2 separate regions of the Homo sapiens genome follow, and region 2 is linked to region 1. Evidence: chromatin loops called from intact Hi-C (ENCODE). Cell type or tissue: Caco-2. All regions are shown on one strand. Links, peaks and the distances in the headings refer to the core of each region. The heading gives the core; the rest is flanking DNA. Region 1 has its middle 13 kb from the start of LINC01832. Region 2 has its middle 49 kb from the start of NXPH2.

Region 1 (8,342 bases), core at 196-8,195:
CCTTATTATATTGTAAATTAAAATGTGGCAAGTGCTATGGAATAGAACAGGGTAAGGAGCACCACGACAGTTGGTGGGGTCAGGGGTTACCATTTAAGATAGGATGCTCAAACTAGGCCTTTCCAAAAAAAGGTGACATTTGGGCAAAGACTTATATGAGGTGGGGGAATATAGAGAGGAGAAATTTGGAAGAAAAACAGAAATGCTCAATAGAAAGAACCTAAGGAGAAAGTATACCTGAAGAGTTTGAAGACCCACCAACCAGTAAGAAGGCCAGAATGGCAGAAGCAGAGTGAGCAAAGGAGAGAAAGTAGATTGAGGTTTAAAAGGTGAAGGGAAAGGCAAGGTAGGTATTTCAGGTACCTTTGCTGTTACTGAGGATTTTTTTTTTAAGCAAAGAGTGATATTCATGTTTCAAGAGGATTGTTCTATTACTGAGTACAGATTTTTAGGGAGTAAGAATGAAAGCAGAGAGACCTGTCAGGAGGTTTTTGAAATAGGTGATGATGGCTCTCTGGTCAAGTAGCAGCAGTGAAGGCGGCCAGAAGTAGAAGAAGTTTAGCTACCTCATGACAGTAGAATAAGATTTGCTTAAGGATTGAATGTGGGACATATAAGACAGAGGTAAGCTAAGGTAGTCCCCAAGAGTTTTGGTCTGAACAACTAGAAGCAGTGAAGTTGCTATCCCTGGAGATGGACAAGGCTGCCAATAGAGCAGGTTTTGTAAGGTAAGACCAGGAGTTCAGTTTTGGACATGTGAAGTTTGAGGTTTCTATTAGATGTTCTAGCGGAGGCGGCATTAAGGAAGCAGTTGCATATGTGAGGCTGGAATTTGAAGGAATGGGTGAGATTTTTATTCATATATATATGTGTGTGTGTATATATATATATACACATACATATTTGAGGTGTTGACATATAGATGTTACAACTGTAGAGAGAGAAGAGAATCAAGAGTGGTACCCTAAGGCTTTCTAACATAGAGAGTCGTGGAAAAAATCTGAAATTCTCTCAAAAACAGAAAAAGAAATGACCAGTGAGATAGAGAAAAGCATAGATAGATAAAGCAAACATAGCTAAAGAAAATATGTGCCTTGGAACCAAGATCAAGCAAAGATATTTAAGAAGAGGATTTATGCAACTGTATTATGTTGATAATAAATAGGTCACTTAACATGAGGACTAAGAATTGTCCGTTGGATTTAGATGAATAACTTCTGTGGAACAGAGGGGCCTAAAGCATGATGAAAGTAGGTTTACAAAAATAAATGGGAGAAGAAAAATTGGGGCAGTGAGTATGGACAACTCTTGTGAGATGTCCAACAAAGAGAACAGAAAAACATGACAGTAGCTGGTGGGAAAAACGAGTCAAGAGAAAGATTTTTAGGATGGGAAGAATGAGAGCATATGTGTATGCTGATGGGAATAATCCATGGGAAAAGAAAAATGTCTTGCAAGAGGCAGGGAGAATTGCTTGGAGCAGGCGAGAGGGAATGGCATCTAGTGCCCACGTGGAGAGATGCTTTTAGCAGGTGCACAGGAAGCTCACTGCTGATGTCTGGTAGGGGGTCCAGGACATGCAGGCTCTGAAAGTGGTAGATGTGGTGTTGAGGGTCTGTGGAGGTTCCCTCTGGTTGCTTCCATTTCCTCAGTAAAGTAGGAAGCAAGGTCAACCACTAAGTATGAGGTTGGGGAGGAAGAGGCAGTTTGAGGGAAGAAGAGGGGTGATAAATATCTGGAAGGTGGAGGAGTGAATGGCCATGCAGCCTGATTGCTGGGCAGCACAGAGAGCCCATTCCTGGTCATGCAGATCAAAGGCGATCTGTCAGGGAAACTTTATCTCTCCAAGTACCTGGTTCACTCCATCTTGGTCTTGTTCATAGTGAGAGTTCTGTAGCTAGGACAGTGCCTGGCACACAGCAGGCACCTCATCCCCATCCTGCCTCTAACCTGGCCTCCCTCGAATTCATTCTTCACACAGTTGTCAGAGGGAGTACTGTAAAAACAATGCTTATCTAGTTGCAGTGATTTTCCTTAGTCCTCAGTACAGCTCAAACTTGTTACGGCAGGACAGAAAGCTTTTCATGGCCTGGTCTTTGGTTAGGTTTGAAACTGCAGCTGTTGTGTTTATCCTCATGCCCCACACTGTAGGGGCAGTCGTATTGGCCACCTAGCAATTGCCATGATGTTCAGTGCTATTTCTTTCTGGACTATCCTCATCACCTCTAGCTTTCACCTAACTAATTCGTACTGATGCTTCAGAGATTCAGCTCAGACATCACCTGCTCCAAGGAGCCTTCACTGACACTCTCTCTAACACTTCCTCCTCCCAGGCTGCACTGGATGCCCTACAGAATCCTTCGGTGACTTCTATCTCACCCTTTCTTATGTGTCTCCTCTGTTCAACAAAATAATATTGGTAAATTCTAGGATGTCAACATGGTATTTATCTGTATCCTGAGCTCCTACCATGGTGTCTGGCATATAACATGTTCTCAAAAAATGTCTGTGGAATGAAGGAAGAAAAGACAAGAACCAGTAATGACTGTCTATTGTCTATCAAGACAGGTTCCAGTAAACATTAATACATGATACATAGCAGTAAGCTCCAAGGCAGCCATTCTGGACTTCTTGGATTATTTGCTTAATTCTTTGACCCTTTCCTACTCCTAAAGTTACTTTATGTATATCTCTGATTTTTACAAGTAGAATAGTTGTGATGTGTTTAAGATCTGATTTGCAGACATGGCATCAGTAAGACATACCCATTGAACAGTTTTTCAGAGTCTGGAGTTAGGTGGCCCTGAGCCATGCTCACTTACCTATGTATGATTAGCAAGGAGCAAGAAACACACATCTAGAGGCCTTTAGGCTCAGGCTGAATCTACACTCCCTCCCTTTACCTCTAGGAGTCTCCATTTCCTCATTTGTGATAAGCTTGCCTGGAGTGATATTCTAAGGATGGCATTTTGTAGATGAACAAAAAATGCTAGTTCGCTGTTATAATCATGACCCAGGATTCTCATTGTTTGGGCAGCTGCCCTAAATAACAAGTGGCTACAGATCTGAATAAAACAACTCTTCCACTTGACAAACTGCCTTTCTCTACTCTCTGAGGTCAGCCTGCTTCTTGTTCTTTAGGTCTTAATTTGAATGTCCTCACCTTCTTCAGTCACTCTGTCTAAATCAATTCTCACCACACCTTCCCCATTCCCCACTTACCTCCCCCTTGTCATCTCAATGCTGCAGTCCCTTCATAGTGTTGATCAGCATTTGCAATTCTAGAGTTCAAGTCCCATAATTATCTTGTTCAGCGTTATATGTCCAGTGCCTAGAGTCCAAAACATAGATAACAAGCAATCCATAAATACCTGAAGAATGGATGAATTGCACTATGCTTTGATCATACTGGACAGCTAATTTGCCTAGGAATTCTAGGAGTTGTTTAATTTTACCAAGTCACCTAGAAACTTTGAAGAGAATGTTTATCTCTCAGCTTCAGGTATAAGGATCATCCCTTCTAGACTTTTCTTCTGTCTCCCATTCCTAATGGCTTCACCACTGAAGATTACGACAACTATATTCTGTGCTTGCAGAACAATTTGTAAGTCTAAACCATCTTCAAAAGTTCTTAGCAAATGCTTGGAAACAGAATATTTAGAAAAACAGGTAGCTTCTTAAATGAAGCCGCTGTATGTATGTATGTATGTATATATATACATATGTATGTATGTATAATAAAATCTATTGGCCGTGCTTTAGGATTAGAATCCCAACCTGCCTCCCCATTCCACCAGGAATTGAAGGAGCATGCCAGAATGCGTTGGAAAGCTGATTACGCCCTGCAGTCGCTTACAAACTGGCTCAACACGTCAAGACTGACGTGCTTGAAATCTAGTGAGAATCTAAGTCAATATAAATCACTGGCTAAACTGTGTTTTACTGGAGAGTCGTGAAGTTACTCTAACTTAAATACAGGACGCCCCAGTGGGGGAAGATCATTGAAGGCTAAAAGCTTCCTCCAGGAGGTGGGGCTTGAGAATGAGTGGAAGAGGCTTGGAATCTGGGAGGCATGGCTAGAAGGGGTCGGGGTCGGGGTCGGGGGCATGGCCCCTGCCGGTGATAGGCTTGCAGTTCCCAGAAGGAGGTAATGCAAGGACGCGAACCTAGGTGGGCGATGAGGGAGGTGGGAACCTTGAACAGCCCCGGGTCTGGCACACTGTGCCGCATGTTGGATGGTTCTGCAAAAGCTGTGACTTCCCCTCTACTTGTTTATTGCCTCCTGCCTTCCCCAGAACAAAGCAAAACTAAACCAACACCACCAAACAAAAAAAATCTCTTCCCGCAGGATGGGCAGCAGGTGGAGATTCCATGCTCTTGCTAAAGGAACCATAAGGACAAGTGTTTATGAAAATGTGTCTGGCTAAAGAGTTACTTTCCGTAAAGGACGAGAGATTAAAAACAAATGACAGCAGGACGCAGAGCATGACTGTGTGTGCATATGTGTGTACTGTGTGCACCTTTGTGTGGGTGTACAGTATATACCCATGTTGTGTATATGGGTGGTGTGCTATAGAGTGTGTGTGTGTGCGCGCAGGTAGGTGGGTGAGTGTACAGTATATACCCATGTTGTGTGTATGTGTGGTGTGCTATAGAGTGTGTGTGTGTGTGTGTGCACAGGTGGGTGGGTGAGTGTACAGTATATGCCCATGTTGTGTGTATGTGTGGTGTGCTGTAGAGTGCGGGTGTGTGTGTGTGCGCACAGGTGGGTGGGTGAGTGTACAGTATATGCCCATGTTGTGTGTATGTGTGGTGTGCTGTAGAGTGCGGGTGTGTGTGTGTAAGGCACACATTTTTCTCCTTCCTCTGGCACCTGCTTGGGCATCCTCAGTTCTTGGCTTCTTCACAGCCAGGAGGTTTGGGGCACGGCCCCTGTTTCCTTTTCTGCTTCTCTGTGTACCTGGTGTCCCCTTGTGCTCTGCTGCCCACTGCAGGGACCCTTCCCCTCACTGCTGCCTGCTTTCCTTCCCAGCCAGAGGAAGGGGGCCATGTTCCTGGGGAAGGCGGGAAGGCCAGCAAGTGACTTTGATGGATCGCTTTGCACGGGAGACCCAGCTCTCCCAGATTAGAGAGGCTGCAGCTCGGCGCCGGTGCCTCCAACTGGGGGTTGTTCCGATGAGATAATTTTTCTCATTAACCTTGATAACTCTCTGCTGATATACGGATCTGTTTGCACTAACGCAGAACTTTTTTTTTTTTTTTTTTTTTAATATTTTTCGGTCTTCTACACCTTCCAGGCAGGAGAACTCGGAGCTTGGTGTCAGCCTCCAGGCTGTTGAGTAGCCTGGGTGCCAGCTTCTGGGTGCCCCGGCAGACCTGCAGGGTGGAGCTTAACAAGTCCCTGTGTTCAGTATCCTGGATTTTCTTGGCCATAAAGCTGTCAACAAATGTGGAATAGGTGTTGGAGTGAATGAGCAGTTTAGAGATTTAAGAAACCCATGAGGCAGAGGTGGGCTCATCTGCTCCCACTCCCCCTTCACTCCCTTTAGCCTGCAGCAAAACCCAGCTACTTGTTGTGGCTCCTTGCAATAGCTCTGATTTCAGACACCTTGGCTTCTGCCAGAACTGTCCCTGTGCTGCAAAGTGTAATGGCAATGTGCCAGAACCATTACTTGGGGCATGTCTTTTTCAGCAAGCTTTCTCTTCCCTAATTAAAGTGAATTTCTGTATTGTGTACATACTACCCTTACGGTATTTATTATAATAAATTGTGCCTATTGGTCAAGTCTTTTTCCCTGGCAGTCTGTGAGCATTTTGAGAATACAGTCTGTCATTTTCATTTTTGTTTCCTCAGCATTAATACACGGTCTGGCAACAGTGAGAATTTGGGGAATGTTTGTTGACTTTTGAAGAGAATTAAACAAGACACAAAATTAGGAAGTGCCTTGAATGCTTCATGGAGTTTAGTTTTATGGGGGAAGTTATTAGCATAGGTTGAATTGTATCCATCTGGGGCCTAATGTTGGGCCCTTACACATAGAGCATCCTAAGTATCTCCCCAGAGCCCCTCAGAGTGGACAGGGCAAGTCAATATATTGAGGATCCTGGTCAATTACAGTGAATAATTGCAAAAATGGGCCCCAAGAATTTAATAGACTAACAGATTAAACACCTTTATGAAAACCCACTGCAATACAATTATGTTGTCTATGAGGTAAATTTTAATTTTTTAAATAATTCACAATACACTACAGGCAGTGTGATCCAGTATGAGACACAAGAGAAATGATGGCCATCTTTCAATTTTGACAGTGTACTTCTGTGAGTTTATACAAAGTGATTTAAAAATTATGTCAAAGTTCTAAGTTTAAGCTTCTTCATGAATGTGATGCCTGCACAGTAGCTTTGCTTGACTTTTAGTCTCTGATTTGATCCTTCACTACACACGCATACAACAAACACCCTCTCTCCATTTTTTCCTTAGCCAGGCAGCCTTTGCTTATCAACTGACACTCCATTTTGGAAAGAGGTTATGTATTTGGGGGGAAGTAAAATTAACCTTATAATTCTTTAATGAGGCTGACAAAGACATTGTGTTGGGTCATAAAGGCAGGACAAGTAGAATGTAAAGAACTCTCCAGATGCTCTCCTCTCTGAAGAACACAGGGAGGTGTTTGCTGGCAGCTGCTGCAGTGTTGGAGCCAGTGTTGATGTTTGAAAAAAGGACTCAGACTGAAGGGAGAGGAATGATGTCATCTCTTGAAGCAGGGGCCAGTTCTTAAACTTAACACTCCTTAGAATAGACTGTGGAGATGGAGTGAATTCTAAGAATTTGTGCTTCTTACAAGTTTCTGGTTGTTGTTGATGTTGCTAGTCCATTGCTCTAAGGGAAACTGCATAAGAAAAGTGTGCCAGGTTACCCCAGAATTATTAGAGATAAGAGGAACCAGTGGGTGCTATTTGAATTATAGAGAATTTAAGATGCAAAGGATCTGATAAATCATTTGATCCACACCCTCATTTTATAAACAAAGAAATAACAGAGATCTAATGAGGGGTAGTAATATCATTTTAAAAATAAGTGAGTTGATGTTACAAATATTTGGTCACAAAGTCATCTAAAACCACCCGAGTGGTTGTTTCAGCTACTAAAGATACTAAAAAGATTATAGTGATATACAAAATAAAATTAAGAAGTGAACACTTTTCTTTATCTAAAGATTCTGGTTGCTAAATTCAATGTGAGGAGAACTATGTTCAAATTGTGCTTCATCTAAATGATTTCTTCCTACTATGTGCCAGGCACTGTACAAGGTCCTGGGGAAATAGCTTACAGTCCAGTGAAGGAGATTCACTTTTGACAGTATAGAGTTTGCCGAAGAGAAGTTTTCAGAAAAGCTCTGCCTGCAGGAACTTTTACGGAGTATCAGCCAAGTGACAGAAACTGAAATGGTTGCGAAGAAGTGGGCTTACCAGCAAATGTACCCAGTCCTTGGCAAATGTAGAGATATGTCTAAGGTCTAAGGTCAATAAAAATTATTATGCTTAAAATTGAGAAATGGGGTCTAATTAAACTAAAAAGCTTCTGCACGGCAAAAGAAACTATGATCAGAGTGAACAGACAGCCTACAAAATGGGAGAAAATTTTTGCAATCTATACATCTGACAAAGATCTAATATCCAGAGTCTACAAGGAACTTAAACAAATTTACAAGAAAAAAACACACTGCCCCATTAAAAAGTAGGCCAAAGACATGAACAGACACTCTCAGAGAAGACATTTATGTGGCCAATAAACATATGAAAAAAAGCTCAACATTACTCATTATTAGAAAAATGCAACTCAAAACCACAACGAGATACCATCTCATGCCAGTCAGAATGGCTATTATTAAAAAGTCAAAAAACAACATATGCTGGTGAAGTTGCAGAGAAAAAGGAATGCTTTTACACTGTTGGTGGGAGTGTAAATTAGTTCAACCACTGTGGAAGACAGTGTGGCAATTCCTCAAAGACCTAGAGGTAGAAATACCATTTGACCCACCAATCCTATTACTGAGTATATACCCAAAGGAGTATAAATCATTCTATTATAAGGATACATGCACACATATGTTCATTGCAGCACTATTCACAATAGCAAAGATACAGAATCAACCTAAATGGCCATCAATGATAGACTAGATAAAGAAAATGTGGTACATATACACCATGGAATACTATGCAGCCATAAAAGGAACATGTTTATATCCTTTGCAGGGAAATGGATGAAGCTGGAAGCCATTATCCTTAGCAAACTAACTCAGGGACAGAAAACCAAACACCACATGAACTTCTCACTT
Region 2 (8,342 bases), core at 59-8,058, 740 kb before region 1:
TACCTGTCTATGAAATTAGGTAAATATATTAAAATCACTGCAATACAAAGAAAAAATCACTTTTGAAATGACACTGACTAGTCTAAACATAGATTTACATTTGTCATATTTTCCAAAGCTGATACTACAAGGAGAGTCTTTTCCTAATCCTGTACAAAAACTAAATATTTATAGGATTAACACAGATTTTGTGCTTTGCATTAATGGTGTCCACTTGATATACACATCACTCATTGATCATACTAAAATTCTGAGACTAAATTTGAATTACCTGTGAATCATATTCAGAATTTAAGAAATATTAATGCATTCTACACTTGTAGCTTTGAAGTCTTGAGAAGATCAAAGAGACTGTTCAGCTGTGAAAACCTTCTTAAGAGCTTTCTAAAACTTTACACATCATACGCATTTCACATATAAGACAAGATTTAGGAGAATTTAGGTCACAGTGGTATAAATGTCAACTCATTTGCTTATAATATAAATAATGTAAATGTTCTTCTATAACAGCTATGATCAAATTCTGCTTTTTGATAAAATACAGAAGCAGATGGTCTGCTCAGGATGATTAAAGCTAAGTAAAGTATTTTAATATGACTAATTTAGGGAAAGAAGGAAGGAAGGAGGGAGGGTAGGTGGAAAGTTGAGAGGAAGGAAAGAAAAAGAAAAAGTTCTATTTAAATAATGATATTTATAGTTAGAAGAGCTAGTAATGATCTGGCCCAACAGATTTATTTTTTCAAGTGGGGAAACTGAGGCCTAGAGTTTAGAAGTAACTTGCCACTTTTTTTGTTTCTCTTTGCTATTAGTATACCACTTGTCTCATTATATATCCTAAATATATGGTATGATGTCCAAAACAATCAACCTGTCATCTACAATATTTAAAGAAAAAGCAGACTTTCTTAATCTAACTAGAATCCCAGGTTAAAGTATTTTCATTCTAGAAAAAAAAAAATTGGTACACAGTCACACATTGCTTAATGATGGAGATACATTCTGAGAACTGCATCATTAGGTGACTTTGTCATTGTGTGAACATCATGGAGTGTACATACACAAACCTAGATGGTATAGCCTAACACACATGTAGGCTAAATTGCTCCTAGGCTACAAACCTGTACAGCATGTTACTGTACAATTACTGTAGTCAATTGTAACACAATGGTAAGGATTTGTGTGTCTAAACTTATCTAAACATAGAAAAGATCAGTAAAAATGCAGTACAAAAGATTTTTTTAAATGGTATACCTGCATGACCTTTATTATGGATGGAGCTTGCAGAGCTGGAAGTTCCTCTGGGTGAGTCAGTAAGTAAGTACTGAGTGAATGTAAATGCCTAGAATATTACTGTATACTACTGAGGACTTTATAAATAGTGCACACAAGTTGCACCAGGCTTACCGTTTTTAAATTTCTTTCTTCAATAACAAATTAATCTTAGTTCCCTGTAAGTTTTTTACTTTATGCACTTTTTAATTGTTTTATCTTTTTGATTCTTTTGAAGTAATGCTCACATCAAGTAGAAGAGAAAATTATGCAATCAACAAATGTAGTAAACACAAGATGTATGGGCTTCTGCTGGTGTAACCGGGCATACTGCTCTACAGTAAACATTTTTTATAGGTAGAAGGAGTACATTGTAAAATAACAATTAAAAGTATAGTATAATAAATATGTAAAACAGTAGCACAGTCATTCATTGTCATTATCAAGTAGTATGTACTGTACATAATTGCATGTACTATAATTTTATATGAGTGGCAATGCAGTAGGTTTGTTTACACCAGCATCACCACAAACACGTGAGCAATCACCACCAACATGTGAGTAATGCATTGCTTCATATATGCAATAGAAATTTTTCAGCTTCATTATAACCCTATGGGACCACTGTTGTATGTGGTCCATCAATGACTAAAACACTGTGGAACAGCATGTAACTGTACTTAATAAACAAGGGAAAATAACAAACCTAAACTCAATCTCTAGATCTCTAACGAACATAAAAGTGGGAAATGTGTATTTACCCAAATATGTTGAACAAAAACCACGGATATAGACTGCATGCTTCCTTCAACCAGAGTTCAAGAAGAGAGGGTAAATTAATAGAAAGTAAGTAGGCTTTGGAGTTAAAACAAAATAATAATGATAATTAAATTTGAATTCCACATCTAATCCTTAATGATTATGTGTTATGGGGCAAGAAACATAACTAAACTGTCTTCATTTTCTGTCATTCTTAAAAGGAGTATAATAATGCCCATGTTATGCAGTTGTAGTAAAGATTATAGGAACTTACACATTTAAAAGTCTTAGTACAAAGCCTGGCACATAAAACAGCCTAGGGCTGTTTCTATCTAACTAAATCTAGAAATCAAGGTTCAGAGTACCTTCTCCCTTGCGCATTGCACACCCCTGACACATCCCATACACTGCACTTATATGATCCACTGCAGTGAGTTTCATTGGCATTAAAATTTTTCCTGCTAGTGATTCATTATGACATCCATATTATAGCTCATTTTGCATTAATCATAATTTAAAGAAGGTTTTTTTCTTTTACCTAATGTCAGATATGCTTTTTATCTCACATCAACGGACTGTTCTAGGCCTAAGTTCCTCCCATCTAATGTTCCTTGAACTAGGCCAACCTGTCTGTGTTCTTGGCCAGGCATTTGCTATCTTGATCATATCAGACTTGGATAATAACAGGATTTTCAGTAGCAGAGTTTCCAGGAACAAGCACCTCAAACAATGCTTATAAAAGCCCAACTGTCTATTACAGGAGTAAGTAAAGCAGTTCAATTTGATAGTTGTCTTTGGTTGTCCACTGAGCAGGAAAAACATAAACGTACAGGTCCTAATGAGGGAATTGCTAGCCCTTGCTACAATATTGGAAAAGAAGACAGCAATGGGAGACCACACTCCAATAATCTAAACTGCATTGGAGAAACAACTATCTGGTAAACTAAGATTTAGTAAACAATGACCTTGTAACATTTTTTACAAATGGGATTATTTCATTCCTCAGAAAAGCAAAACAAAACAAAACCAAAATGAGTGAACACGCACAAACGCTATGAAACACTATTCTGCTCTGCCTGCACTCTTAGTTCTTTTTCTTCTCTTAGGCAATGTTTTCAGTGCAAATTCACAAAATCATAGCCTAACCACTTCTTAACTTCAGACTTTAACGTGGTCCTAGCTATCTGGTGTTCTTTAAGCTTTGGAAACTTAGAGAATAGCACCACATCAATAGGCTCAAGTGTGTTACCTGTAGGGGACTTGACAGGTCAAAAAGCGATGGCTGTATAAGTAGAAAAGTTTATTTAGAGAGCAACTTCATTTTGTTTTTCCTGCCAGAGAGTCAGAAAGCAACCCAACCAGCTCACTTCAGTAAAACCTGAAAATCAAATGGGAAACCAGACAAATACAAGAATGCACTTTTAAACAGTCTGAGAGTTTCTGGACCTATTTTACATGAGGTTTCAAATGCCCACACCATGCTATTCAGAAGCAAAGGTAAACATTGCTCTACAACCACAATTGATGTCCTCTCAGTTCTCCAGTGGCAGTGCTTGCAGAAGCTGAGTGAGAGTGACACACAGACTCAGCCTGATCATCAGCCTTGAAGCAGTGACCTGGGCATGTCCCCAGCAGAGGGCCCCCTGCCCTAACTAATAAGACCGGGCTCCAGTAGCGGGATGAAGCATTAGCAGGTTATCACACTGAAAATGATGGGTAATTGCACTGGTTTTAACATATGGAATTGTGTCTTTTCAGTGAAAAGTGGATTTTCAGAGGGACTCTGAATGCTGCTTCAAATGACATCACTTCTTTTTTTCTTTTTCTTTTTCTTTTTTTTTTTTTTTTTTTGAGACAGAGTTTTGCTGTTGTGCCCAGGCTGGAGTGCAATGGTGAGATCTCGGCTCACTGCAACCTCTGCCTCCTGGGTTCAAGCTATTCTCCTACCTCAGCCTCCAGAGTAGCTGAGATTACAGGCGCACCACCACGCCCGGCTAATGTTTTCTATTTTTAGTAGAGACGGGGTTTCACCATGTTGGCTAGACCGGCCTCGAACTCCTGACCTCAGGTGATCCACCCGCCTCGGCCTCGACATCACTCCTTAAATGGCAAAGATTCCTTATGATGGATGGATGGACCCAGTGGCACCTTAGACAAGTGAAGGTGCACATAGTTCTTAGTGGAATCTGACAGCAACCTAACGCTGATTTGTCAACTGAGGCTGAGATATTATGGTATTGATCAGAGGGAATAGTGTCTGCTTAATGACATTGAAAACCAAATTACTTGGAGAATGGGATGCTTTAGTTCTTTGGACTTTTGTTTATCTGAGAAACCCTGATACTTCAACCCTTATGATCAGAATTCTTTGAACTTGAAAGAGCCCACTTTCCATCTGGGCTCCATTAGGAGTATGCTGAATATAACTAAATTAGACAATTTGGATTTGGCACAGATACTCGAATTGTCAGTAGTTGTGGATGAGGAAGTTACGAGGGATTGAAGCTGAGAAATACTGACCCCAGGACATACACCAAAAGGCCATTAATTCATTAAGCAAATAATTATTGAATATCTCTTCTCTGCCAGACATGGAGAACAGATATGTTTGAGGAGAGAAGGGGAGGAATTGACTAAATATTACACAAATAAATATTTAATCACGGACAGCTGTGTTCAATGTTATAAAGGCAGAGAGCAACAAGTGAAGTAAAGCAGGGAGCTTGGCGTCTGCCAGCAGTTGGAGAAGGCTTCCTTGGGGAGCTGACATTTAACCTAAAGCCAAGGAAGAGAAATAGCAGTTACAATTACTTTTATAGCAAGATTTCTGAATGTTTAACTTTTTATAATTTGATACCATTTCAAATATATTTAAAAATTGAAATTCTGGCTACATTGCTTTTCAGTTATTTGAGGTTTGAGCCTAAAAACACAAGGATCCCCAAAATGCTTAACACTTTTGGCGTTTTGGATTTGGAAAATATTTTTAAGTCCTTTGTTCTGAAATCTCTGTAGATTCAAGAGATAAAATAAATCTTGATTTATAGCAAGCACAGTCTTTTTGGAGCCATTCTTGGGGATTACAAATGCCATTTTATCTCAGAAGTTCCCTTTTCCTGTGATCTTTGTCTATGGAATCCTGGGAGAATTGTTCCCTATTGCCTTTCTTAGTTATAAATTGGCTTTAGCCAAGAAGAAAATTGCACATCTTCAGGAGATAATGCTCAACCCCTGTCTGATTCGATACTACAGCAGGTATTTGATTTCAATCCAAAATTTTTAACAGCAAGTATAGTAAATGTTGAAAAGAAAATGAAAACATAGCATAACTTCATTACTTTTATTTACAGTCATTTTGGTTTTGAAATAATCTTCTCTGGCTTCCTTCTTCAGTGTACAAGCATCTATCATGTTTTGAGTTTTTTTCTGTTTGTCTAGGTCTCTTAAATTCTACTTAAAAGTATTTTCTAGTAACTACACAGGAAAAGCATCTTCTCTAGAATTCCAGAAGATGGCAGCATAGAGCTACTGTTCCAGTCAACATGCCGCTTCATTTCTGATGAGCATAGTGAACAGTGATAAAGAGTGGTGAGTCCCTGATACAGGAGTTGAGCTGGGTGTGTAAGCCAAGTCCAACCCAAGTGATAAATACATCTCTAAACATTCCTGTGCATCTGCCAATGGGCGCTGAGAGTGAAAACTATAATATTACAAATAGCAAATAAAAGGAAAACATACTTCTTTCATGCTGGCTGGTTCATTTGGAAAGCTGTAAACGCTGGAAACTTACAAATTCGAATACTCTTTACTGGTTAGTAGGGGAAAGAAACTAGATTTAAATAAACTAAATCTGGGGGAAGTGCTTGGGGGAAGAGCTTAGGCTTAAACACTTCCCACAGATCAATTTGTTACCAGTAGCGATATTAAACATACCTAACAGATGGTAGGATGCAGGGCTTCCAGCCATCACAAAGTTGGCTGACCAGTCAGCACAGGAGACAGAGCTTCACCCCCTTACCACACTTTGGGGGTGGAATCTCATCAATTTTCCTTGAAGTAGCAAGAGCCCTGGAGTCTCATTGCTAGGAGGTCTGGAGGCCACTTCCTTCCCCTTCTCTGATGCCGTCTTTTTTGGCCCTCAATTTTCTCGCTTGTAAAATAGCAATAATAGGCCCTTCTCAGCTTCCTTTATAGGGCTGTGGTGGGGATCAAAGGAAGATAAGAACATCTCACCAGGTATCAAGTGATTAGCTGAGGCAGCAGAACTTGGTGACCTGACGGTGGGTTTTGCAGCCACCAAAGAGGGCTTGAATCCACTCCACACCATTAACTGTTTAACTTTGTACAAATTGCTCAAGCTCGCTAAGCCTTGATTACTGCACTGTCACATAGTTCTGATGATAAGAATTAACTTATAAGACTAGAAGATATTTAGTCTGCTTTCTCTCCTCAACAAATTTTAGCTGTTATTTATTAAGAAACATTTTGTTCATGAATTGTTTTTCAAATTTAATTTTCTATCTTATCCAGCAGACATGGAAAATCTATATTTAGCTGAATGGTTCTCTACTGTCACTTACCAGGAGAGGAAAGGTTCTGGAAACATGCATACATATAGGGAGTCAGGAAGAGAGACCAGACGGGGGAGTTTAGGGCTCAGATCAGACAGGTAGAGACTAGCTAGAGGCCCAGGAGAGCAGGAAGGGAGCAGGCATATGGCCAGTATGGAGAGGGCTCAGCTGGGCTGCAAGAGAAAATGAGAAGCTCACCACTTGTCAGAGATCCAAAGTTAGACTCTTAGCACCCATGTCTGGGAATGCAATGGCAATCTGAACAGAAGATGAAAAGTCCTGAAAAAAAAAAAAAACGGATCTATAGTGTTTAAGGCTCAGCAAGGAACAAATAATATTTTTAAATGTCCTAGATGGGCCAGGTGCAGTGGCTCATGCCTGCAATCCTAGCACTTTGGGAAGTGGAGGCAGGGGAGTGGCTTCAGCCCAGGAGTTCAAGATCAGCCTGGGCAACAATAGCAAGATCCCATTTCTACAATCAATCAATCAATAAAATTCTTAGGGAAAGGAAAGTAAAACCAGAAGTTTTCTTGGTGAATGCAGTAAAATGGAGCTAGAAAGGGGTCTGAAGATGGTCCAGGGTCTGCAGGCACTCCCAGGCCCCAGCACTGCCCTTTCCTGAGGGACAGTTGACCTCAGCAGCGTTCTTGTATGGGCCAGCAAGTGCACGGGAAGGCTGGAGGGAGGAAGGCTTTCCCCTTGCTTGCACCGCCACGGCAGTTGGTTAATAAAGCTCACCATACTAGAGGAGCTTTATAACAAACAGCTTGTTGTTCCTGTCCATCTTTTTCTCTGATGCTGTCAAACACTGTTTCCTACCTTTGGTCTCTGGTAAATGGTTGCTAACAATTTGGGAGTACTTATGAAACACTTTCCATAAGTGTTTAACCCTCACAACAACTCTATAGAGATTTATCAACCCCATTTCGTTCACAAAGAAAATGAGATACAGATCATCTAAATAACTTGCCCAATGCATGATATTTAGTAAATAGTGAACGAAGATGTGAACCCACAGAAAGACTGGTTCGGGAGCCCATGTTTCTAACTACACCAAGATGCAGGCAACAGCAAAGCTGCCCTATGGATAAGTGAAGTGGAAAGTGGGAATGGAAATGAAATAAGCGCTTTAAAATCCCTACTTCCACTCCCATCAACAGTCTACTGTACATTATTCCCTGAAAATAGCAATGCTATTAATCCTATCCTTGGATTAAATAAATTAACAAACAAGATTATTCATCACATTAAAAACCTAAATGTTGGTATACATGCTGTTCATTCAAAGTAAACATGTCTAGTATATGGAATCGTTCTTTTCCTCGTGACCTTTTGTTTAATTATATTGCAGAATGACCAAAAGATAGGAGTACAATAGTGATTCTCTATGTTAATCATTTTGTACAACACACTCTTAAACAACCATGAATATGGTTTTACATCTTTGTTTTTTCCAATTTTTTTCTAATTAAATTTATTAAACTTTAATTTTTCCTGTTAACTCTATTTGATTGGCAACCTCTGAGTTTCCTGTACCTGGATGTTATTGTCTTTTCCCAGATTTGGGAAATTTTTAGCCATTATTTCTTTAAGCTTACTAGTTTTTTTCTCTCTCTTTTTCAGAAAATTTTATTATATGAAGGTTTCTTATTAACTAGTTCAGTTATTATAGTCTATAACTAGTTCAGTTATTATAGTCTGTTTCTGGGCTTTCTTTATTTAATGTTTCTTTTTTTGTCAAAC

What was found. Hi-C counts contacts between places; a loop is a spot of excess contacts. Peaks named below come from ENCODE experiments on the same cell type or tissue, not always from the same donor. Only the 100,000 strongest peaks of a DNase experiment are listed, where the experiment ranks them.
Region 2: a loop joins it to region 1, with 3 times the contacts of the local background. A loop is called at or near these places in 13 of 110 quality-filtered maps.

What each region holds. Positions count from the first base shown.
Region 1 is chr2:138,085,131-138,093,472 of GRCh38, reverse strand. No RefSeq gene overlaps it. Among named protein-coding and RNA genes, the nearest start is that of LINC01832, 13 kb to the left of the region's middle. In Caco-2, for the core only: no CTCF peak of the experiment used is centred there; a DNase peak (open chromatin) is centred at 3,852.
Region 2 is chr2:138,824,837-138,833,178 of GRCh38, reverse strand. No RefSeq gene overlaps it. Among named protein-coding and RNA genes, the nearest start is that of NXPH2, 49 kb to the right of the region's middle. In Caco-2, for the core only: CTCF peaks have their summits at 3,663 (motif pointing right), 5,322 and 5,523 (motif pointing right); DNase peaks (open chromatin) are centred at 3,638 and 5,578.